Regions from separate parts of the Homo sapiens genome. Here region 2 is linked to region 1. A link is a loop called in an ENCODE intact Hi-C map of the cell type or tissue named here. Cell type or tissue: heart right ventricle. All regions are shown on one strand.

Region 1 (5,000 bases):
ATAGATAAATGAATCACAAAATATTCACCAGGTGCTTATGACATCAAAGGCCTGTGCGGAATGACCATCATCCCAGCTTCCAGAGTGAGGACCTCAAATATGAAGACGATACACAGAGACAAACAAGTAACTGATGGTAATAAGCCAGCCACAGCTAACACTTACCAATGCTTCCTGCAGGCCAGGGATCACTCTATGGATTTTATGGGAATACCTCCCTTTAATCCTCATATCCAGCCTTGGATGCAGCTATAGCCATTTGACAGATGAGGAGACACACTCACAAAGGGCAGGCGTCTTGCCCAAGTCATACAACCAGTAAGCGGCAAAACCTGGCTTTGAACCTACAAATCTTCTGCCAGGGCCGGCGATTTTAACACCTGGATTAGTCTGTTTTCACGCTGCTGATAAAGACATACCAGAGACTGGGTAATTTATCAAGAAAAAAAGGTTTAATGGACTCACAGTTCCAGGTGGCTGGCGAGGCCTCACAATCACGGCAGAAGGTGAAAGTCACGTCTTACATGGCAACAAACAAGAGAGAATGAGAGAGCTTGTGTAGGGAAACTCCCCTTTATAAAACTATCAGATCTCATGAGAGTCACTCACTATCACAAAAACAGCACCAGAAAGACCTGCCCCCATGATTCAATAACCTCCCACCGGGTCCCTCCCACAACACGTGGGGGAATCATGGCAGCTACAATTCAAGAAGAGACTTGGGTGTGAACATAGCCAAACTGTATCACTACTCTACTGCAGAAGAAGAGCCATGAAAGCTGTTCACAGCAGGAGAGGCAAAAGGCCCTTTCCTCAAAGCCCATCTGGGAATACCTCACCCTTGTCTCTTCTCCAGACACAATTCTCCATTGAGAGCCGTCCTCCAAGACCTCAGGTTCATAAGGGCTAGAAGAGCAGCTTGAAACGCTGGACTTGCCCTTTGGAGCCAGAGGTCAGGCCAGGTGGGAGCCATCCACTAGCAGGTTAGAGACAACGAGATTCTCTCTGTGCAGTTCAGACCACAGCCACAGAGAATTATTTAAACCCCTCCTGGGAAACCGCAGCAACGTCAGACAGATTCAATGTGCATAACTGTATGTGTGTGTGTCTATGTGTGGTTGGGGGGGGGGCTCAGGGAGGAGGTGTGACAAGCCTGAGTGACCCAGGAGGGACTCAGGGCCCAGGAAGGGTCGGATACTCCTCCCCCATCCAGGTGGGACACAGCGAGCTGAGCAGCCCCTGATGAAACCAAAAGAGTCTCAGATCCTGTCCCTTTTCCTCCTCAGAACTCAGAGCACTGGATCCTTTGTTCAGAAAGCAAGAGAAAACACCAACACAATTCCTGCTACAGCTGAGGATGAGGGCGTGGAGCAGGTCACACAGACATACTAGCAAGCCTGCAAAGTCAAAACCGTAACAGCCACAGTAACTGACACACGTCAACAACTGACCTGGAGCCAGATGTTGCCCCATTTAACCTCCAAGACTCTCCTGTGAGGTGAGAACCATGATCATCCCCATTATACAGGTGAGAAAACCAAGGCTGATGGGAATTCATCACATGGTGCATAGGAAGCAAAGCCATGTTTCGAATCCAGGAAGCCTCTCTGTCTTAGGAAGACACGCACCCACTCATGCATGCAACAACAGATGCACAAGTAACAGTCAGAGTTGGCCAGGCACAGGGGCAGTTGCCTGTAATTCCAACAACTCGGGAGGCTGAGGCGGGAGGACGACTTGAGGTCAGCAGTTCAAGACCAGTTTGGGCATATATTGAGACCCTGTCTCTAAAAAATAAAAATTTAAAAAGAAAAACATTCAGAGTTGTGTACATTCACAAAAGGCATGCAAACATAGCATAGGGATAGAAATACAGGCATAAACGTGTGCAGAGAGCTGCAACCACGCGCATCTGCCCCTCTTCTCCAAATAAGGGCTGCCTCTTTGCACACCTCTGAGAGGTGCCCTCCACACAGAATACAACATACACTTGTAATATTGCCACACACAAGCACATAACTTTCTGGAGGGATGACTCAGATTAGAAAAACAGCATTTAGAGGGCCCCTGGTTAATCAAACGGCCTCGCCACCCCGCGCCACCTCTCTACACAGCTGATGTTGCTGATCAATGTCGCGGCTGTGCAGAGGGGGCATTTGATACCACAAAGGGAGCCAACTCCTGCTGAGGAATGAATGTGGCGCTTGTCAGCTCTGCCCCAGGCAGCAGCACAACATGATGCCCTGTTTCTCCTGGAATCGGGGCCCTGCGTCCGCTCCAGCCCTCATTTTCATGTCTTTCTTCCCAACAGACACAAGGCCGGCTCAGTTCTGGAGAAACAGCGTGGCTGCCAAGGCCCAGTGGAGGGAGAAGGCCTTGAAAAGTCACTTTATAAAGCATCCGTGCTCGCAGCAGCCAAGCCACGAGGCCGGAGCGGCTGACTTTCCATTCGCCACACACCCCACCCAAAGACGAGAACTCTGCCACAGCCAGCCCTTGTTCTCACCCACTGGGAGCCCTGGGGAGTTGAAATCACAGGGACAGCAGCAGGGAGCCCTTGGCAGCAAACCCAGCTCCTGGCATCTTCCTCGGGGGCCGTAGCTTGCTGTGGTCAGCCGAGCCAGTCTGATGCAAGAACTGAATGACGCCCATTCACTGTGGTGCCCTCGTGAGCTGGGAGATGTCCAGGCTGAGGCTGGGGCAGGCAGGCTCTCTGTCACCTGCAGAGGCTGAGACAACCTCAAGGTAGGACGAGAACCCAGGGTTGAAGCTAGCAGAAGCCAGGCCCTGGGGCCCCTGATGCATGATGAGAGTGAAAAGAAGGGCACAGTGATGTAAAGAATTCCTCCATTTCCCCTCCCTGCCCTCAGTTACTTCCTATCCATACAGAGGGGGGATGAAAACTTTAAGATTTCACTATTCAGCTGAGACTGGTGACTCACGCCTGAAATCCCAGCACTTTGGGAGGCTGAGGTGGGTGGATCACTTGAGGTCGGGAGTTTGAGACCAGCCTGGCCAACATGGAGAAACCCCACTTCTACTAAAAATACAAAAATTAGCCAGGCGTGGTGGTGCATGCCTGTAATCCCAGCTATTTGGAAGGCTGAGGCAGGAGAATCGCTTGAACCTGGGAGGTGGAGGCTGCAATGGGCTGAGATTGCACCACTGCAGCCTAGCCTGGGCAACAGAGTGAGACTCTATTTTATAAAAATAAGAGACTCCACTATTCATGCATTCACATGCTCATTCAACAAATATTACTGAGCACCTACTATATGATGAGTGTTATTGTTTTAGGCACTGGGAGTACATTAGTCAAATAAATAGTCACCACCTGCATGTAGCTTGTTCTCAAAATTCTCAAGCTCTCCCAACCCTCCCCATAATGAACAGCTGTGTGACTTAGAGCACACTGCTTCCCCTCTCTGTGCTCCAGTGAGGTCTCTCCCAGGGTTCCTGTGAATCACCATCTGGGATCCAGTAAGCTCCCCCATGGGGCCTAAACTAGACTAAGTTGGTTTCCGTCACTCACAGCCAGAGGAGTCCTGCCTAAGAAATTGGGAAAGAGAGCGGAGAAGACAAAAAGCAGGTTTGGGAAGGCTGCAGGGAGCTGATGAGTCATTTGATCATCTGGAAAGCAGATGGGAAGACAAGTGGAGACCAGGAGGCCCTGGGGAAGAGAAGCTGTGTTCACGCCAACCTTCCCCAGCAGGCCTCAGAAGCTGGGGGTCAAAAGGGACCACAACGCCCATTTAAACAAGGAGGAAGATGCTGAACAGCTAAAGGGTTAATTCAAAAGAAAAAACAAAAGAAGAAATGGCCATTTCTTTTCCTTGTTCACTCAATGTTCCTTCAACAAATTATTCTATGTGCTTGGAATATATGAGGCCCTGGGTTGGGTGTGGTATGCAACAGAAAAATAAAACATAAGAACATAGTATGTCTCTTCCCACAGGGTCATATGGTCTTTCGAAAGTCACCCTTTTAATTTGAAACCTTTTGCTGCTTCTTTATTTTTATTTTTTAATTTAATTTTTTTGAGACAGAGTCTTGCTCTGTCACCCAGGCTGGAATGCAGTGACGCAATCTCGGCTCACTGCAACCTCTGCCTCCGGAGTTCAAGCGATTCTCCTGCCTCAGCCTCCCAAGTAGCTGGGATTATAGACCCCTGCCACCACCCCAGCTAGTTTTTATATTTTTAGGAGAGATGGGGTTTCGCCATGTTGGCCAGCAGTCTTGAACTCCTGGCCTCAGGTGATCTGCCTGCCTCGGCCTCCCAAAGTGCTAGGATTACAGGCAGGAGCCACTGCGTCCAGCCTATTTATTCTTATTTTAAAAATTTATATATATGTGTATATATATAAGGGGTATAACACAGCGTTATTTTTAAGGAATAAGAGATATTTTGCTTTTCAAAGTGCCTGCTAAGCCCAGTGACATACGCTTGGTTAGCAATCACTAAATGTGGACACATTATAAATCCTCTATATATTTTATAGAGATGGGGTCTTGCTATGTTGCCCAGTATGGACATGCGTTCCTGGGCTCAACTGATCCTCCTGCTCAGCCTCCCATGTGCTGGGATTATAGGCATGAGACAGCAGCACTCAGTCTCTTTGTTTATTTCTCTGCCTGCTCCCCACCCATCTGTGTGACCCCTACTAAAATAACCACTGCATGGTGTTCAAGGAAGAGTATGGCCTTGGGATTCAGGCAGGTCTGCATTCTAACCCAGGGCCTTCTACCTTCTGGCTATGTGCCCCTGAGCAAGTAACTTGGCCTCTGCTATGGCTTAGATGTGTGTCCCCTCCAAACCGCATGTTGAAATTTGATCCCCAGTGTTGGAGGTGGGGTCTAATGGGAGGTGTTTGGGTTTTGAGGGTGGATCCCTCATGAATAGATCAATACCCTCCTTCTATTAGTTCTGCAAGAGCTGGATGTTTACAAACAGTCTGGCCTTCCCCTCCCTCTCTCTTGCTTTCTTGCTTACCTGTAATATC
Region 2 (5,000 bases), 380 kb before region 1:
CAAGATCCTACAGCCGTGCTTGCCATCTTGAGATGTAGATAACATTTTTATCATTCTCTTTAAACTATTTTTCTTATTTTGTTGAGGTATAGCTTATATACACTAAAATGCACAAATCCTAAGTATACGGATCAATGGATTTGTATACAGGTATATGCCTTAGGTAACCACCATCCAGATCTAGTCACAGAACATTTTCATTACCTTAGAAAAATCCCTCATGACCTATTAAAGTTACCCCACTGTTGGATGTAACCACTGTCTGATCTCAATCACTGTAGCTTAGCTTTCCTGTTTTTGCCATTCATATAAATGGCATGATCCAGAAGGTACTCTTTTGTTTCTAGCTTCTTTTGCCCAAAATATTTTTGAAAATCATCCATGTTATTTGGTTTTACCACATTTCATTCTATTTGTATTAATGTTTCGTATTACATTGTATTTGCATACAGCAATTATCTCTTTTCCTTTTTATAGACCTTTGCATTGTTTCCAGTTTGGGACTAGTAAGAATAAAGTTTCTATGAGCATTCTTGTACAAATGTTTTTGTGGGCATCCATGAGATGGTTTGGCTGTGTCCCCACTCAAATTTCATCTCAAATTGTAATCCGCATATTTCAGGGGAGGGACTTAGTGGGAGGGAGGTGATTGGATCACAGGGGTGGTTTCCCCCATGCTGTTCTAGTGATAGTGAGTTCTCGCAAGATCTGATGGTGATGTAAGTGACGATTTCCCCTGCTCTCTCTCTCCTGCAGCCTTGTTAAGGATGTGCATGCTTCTCCTTTGCCTTCCACCGTGATTGTAAGTTTCCTGAGGCCTTCCCAGCAATGCAGAACCGTAAGTCAATTAAACCTCTTTCCTTTATACGTTATCCAGTCTCTGGGAAGTTCTTTATGGCAATGTGAAAAATGGCCTAATATAATACATACTTGTTTCTCTTGGGTATAACTCTAAGATTGAAACTGGGGTCTTATTTAATTTTATTGGGAACTGGCAAATTGTGTTCCAGAGTAATTGAGTTACTCTGTATTTTATATTCCCATTAGCATTGTGTGGGAGTTCCAGTCACTCTACATCCTTGCCAATACGTCTATTATTCTTTTTTATTCCATCCCAGTCTACAGGAAAACTGGATGCTTATTTTCTCCATCAGAGTTTTCCGCCATGTTGTACTTTCTGCCATATTGTATATATGTTGCTGTTCCTACTGGGGACATATACACCAAAGTTTAAGATCATGGTTTTTCATTTTCACCCTGGATTTCTCCGAACTGCCATCCAGCTTTCCTTCTCCCCTACCTTAAATCTTACTTACTTTAATTCTGTTTGGAAAAGTGGAAAGTAATATAGATCAAGTAGCTATCTCCTATTATATTCAAAGTAAAATGTATATTAGAGAAGTAGGTATAAGAAAATCTTCATTTAGGGCCAGGCACAGTGGCTCATGCCTGTAATCCCAGCACTTTGGGAGGCAGAGGTGGGTGGATCACCTGAGGTCAGGAGTTCCAGACTGGTCTGGCCAGCATGGTGAAACCCCGCCTCCACTAAAAACACAAAAATTATCTGGGTGTGATGGTGCACGCCCATAATCCCAGGTACTTGGGAGGCTGATGCAGGAGAATTGCTTGAACCCAGGAGGCAGAGGTTGCAGTGAGCAGAGATCACTCCACTGCACTCCAGCTTGGGTGACAAAGTGAGACTCCATCTCAAAAAAAAAAAAAAAAAAAAGTCTTCATCTGGGGGCAGTCTAGTGTAATGGAAAATTCTAGAATTCTGGACTCAGATGGCCCTGTCCCTTACTGACTGTGACTTTAGACACATGATTTAATAGCATGGAATTTCAGATTCATTGACTATAAAATACAGAGAGTAAAAATTCAATGACATAAAGGAGGTAAAACAGTATGCTACAGACTAGGTAATTCTTCTCAAGTACATTTCAATTTTAGTTTGTATCAGACAGGATGTGCTGTGGTTACCACACGCAGCCCCCAAATCTCAGTGGTTTAGCATGATGGAAATTTGTTTTTTACTCACATTCTATTTCTAACCCTGGTTGTTGGAGCTCTCTCATCAGTCACTTAGGAACCTAGTCTAAAGGAGATGTCACTTTGGCTCCAGGTTGCATGAATAATAGCATTGAGTGCTAGTGGGGGAAGGGGGTATGGTGGTAAATTCGGGTGTCCAGTCAGCAAATATGTGCTGAGGAACCTATTCTGTGATAAACATTGGAAAGACAGAAACAAACAAAAAATACTGTACCTGCTTCCAGGAGCTCACAGCATAATAACAGCAATAACAAGGACAACAGCAACTGTAGCTGCAGCAGCGAAAAGTTACTGATCACTTATGAAGCCCAGCACTGTATCAAGAACTTATTTTATGATGCAGATGTTTTCCCAATCAGAAAACTCAGATAAGGGAAAACAGAATTTTATTTTTCTGTAACTGAATTTCATTTTACTCTTAAGCACCCACTTCCACTGCAAAATTGAATTAGAGAAAATGTAATCACTTCTGGTTTAAAACTCAGTCTCTTGTGGATACTGCTCAGTTGACCCAACTTTCTACCCTTTGCATTTCTCTCTGTCTTTCCCACTGTGTTTAAAGTTCCTGGTGTGAGGTGCAGGCTTTAGTATTAAGGCATGCCAGACTTTGGGAAGTATCATCTGTTGTTACCTGTCCCCACCTAGTGTAGTTATGTGTCCCTTTGTTTCTACCACTGCTGATTGATCGTGGTTCTGTATCTGTTTTGGGGTCAATACATCCACATCCCTAATCCCCAAATGTGAGAATGTTTTGGTCCTCTGGTTCTCACGGCCACTTCTGTGCCCTTCGTGGAAACTTAGGTGCTTCCGGCTGCTCTCTCCACACCACACTGGCATGAGGATCTGCAAGGCTGCCCTCAGTCTTCCCCACCCAGAAAATCCCCATGGCCATTTCTACTCTGTGGCTTGGGTACCATGTAGGTCAAAGAACTTCTCTATAAATCGTACAGACTCCTGGGAACTGTAGCAGTGGCTCCCCTGCTCTGGGATTTCCCTAAACTTATTTATGGCTTCTTTCATCATCCTTACCCTAGACCATAGTTATTCTGTTTATCCAGGATCAACGTATACAAGTGTAATGGTTTTAAGTGACCTTAAATAAATGCCCCTGAAAAGATAGGCCAATCAGTGTTCCAGCTGCAGATGGAAACTAATCACTACTATTTTGTAATAGGGATAATAATGGTGTAAGTTCAGGACTGAAATACAAGCAAAGGCCTGAAGCCAGAATCAGTATGAATTAGGATTCTGTGTCCATTCATCATGAAGGCTGATCAGTTGTTGGCTTTGAACAGAAGGCTCATGCCTTGATTAGAGCTGTCAGTGGTAGGGAGTAAATTAAAATGTGTTTGTGCTCCACTAGTGTGTTTGAATTTTAAATCACTGGAAATCCCTGTGTGGCCTAAACTAGAAGTTTTCTCATATGCAAAGGGATGGAGTTGGAACAGATAGTTGATCCCTAAGTACCCTTCCAGCTATGAGGTATTCTGTTTCATAATAGGATGGTAAACAATCTTAACTCATTCCTTTGTAACTTAATTTTTCTGCATCAGGGAAGAATAGCAGCCAGTGCTTGGTATTTAAGCAAAACATACATTTATAATTCATTTATATGCAGTCATATATATTATAAATGGGAATCCAAAGGATACCACCCTTAATAAGCAAGTGAGAATTTATGAACTCCTTTGCTTCCAACCCACTACTATTATTTATCTTATATTAATGGCCTCTCTACCCAGTAGACTGCTCTAAGTCTATTAACTTTCTTTTTTAAAATGGCATCTTTCAGATTTGGTGCAAGCCATTGGGCTGTAGGCTCATTTGCAATTTCTCCATTTTTTATGAATACAGTGATTTATGTCACGGGGATGTAATGGCTCATTTTGGGTCTAATTTTGACTCCCACTTGGATTCAAGGCATCTGAGCATGTCTTATGGGCTCAACAAGCATCTAGTTGAATGAGTTGATTTTCATGATGATGATAGTTGTAAGGGGCAATTGAGAAGGTGGTTTATAAATGAGGCCTTGGGGAGAATGACATAGTTATAATGACTGCTGGCTTTGGGGACAGACATTCTTAGTCCCACTTTCTATCTCTGTAATATTGAGGGAGGTTAACTAGATTTGAGGGGCCTTGTTTATGTATCTACAAAATGAGCACAATTATAACCAAGCTCCTATGGTGGTAATTAAGAGTTCAACATGGTAATGTATGTAAAGGGACTTAGCAACTTGCCTTGCACAGAGTAAGTGTTCAATAAAGCTTAGCTGCTATTGTAATGTCTACCCCACACCTGGTCCCATGAACTTATTTCTGAACTTTTCATCACGGAGGACTGTAGGGAGAAGCCAACAGAGCTGTTTTCACAAGGGACCATGTGAAATGTTAAGGTGGGTCCAGAGGTCCTGGAATTTACATTTAAAGCCAGGAGCTAAAAAAATGAGAATTATTACTGTTCCTGACCTCATTTGTCCCTCGGGCTGGTGAGGCTTAGGGTACATTTATATTTGCTTTCTTATATCTATACCTTTCTTTTAGTCTTGGTGTTTTTCACATTGACAGAGCCACAAACTAACTAGAAGGCTACATACTCCTCAGTAAGAATAGCTAACATTTGCAGCATGTACTATATGTCAGGCACAATCCCATGTGGTTTTACAGGAATATCTAATAGAACCCTCACAATAATCTTTTGAGGGAGATCATTATTGTATAATTGAAAAAGCAGAGGCTTAGTGAGATGAAACAATTTTTGGTTTGTATCAGTCAGTATGAGCTGTGTTGTGCTGTGGTAACAAGCAGCTCCCAAATCTCAGTGGTTTGGCATAATGGAAATTCATTTCTTACTCTTACTGTATTTCTAACACTGACTATTTGGAGTTTTCTCATCAGTCACTTTGGAACCTAGGCTAAAGGAGACTTCACTTTGATACCACATTGCACAAA

The links. A loop is a pair of places that touch in the nucleus more often than their neighbours do. Peaks named below come from ENCODE experiments on the same cell type or tissue, not always from the same donor. Only the 100,000 strongest peaks of a DNase experiment are listed, where the experiment ranks them.
Region 2: a loop joins it to region 1, with 8 times the contacts of the local background. A loop is called at or near these places in 1 of 110 quality-filtered maps.

Annotation. Positions count from the first base shown.
Region 1 is chr16:17,402,981-17,407,980 of GRCh38, forward strand. The region is part of intron 1 of XYLT1 (xylosyltransferase 1); the gene reads right to left. Among named protein-coding and RNA genes, the nearest start is that of XYLT1, 65 kb to the right of the region's middle. RefSeq lists an enhancer at 1,980-3,179. In heart right ventricle, no CTCF peak of the experiment used is centred here; a DNase peak (open chromatin) is centred at 2,497; H3K27ac peaks cover 2,632 bases.
Region 2 is chr16:17,024,958-17,029,957 of GRCh38, forward strand. No RefSeq gene overlaps it. Among named protein-coding and RNA genes, the nearest start is that of XYLT1, 440 kb to the right of the region's middle. In heart right ventricle, no CTCF peak of the experiment used is centred here; no DNase peak of the experiment used is centred here.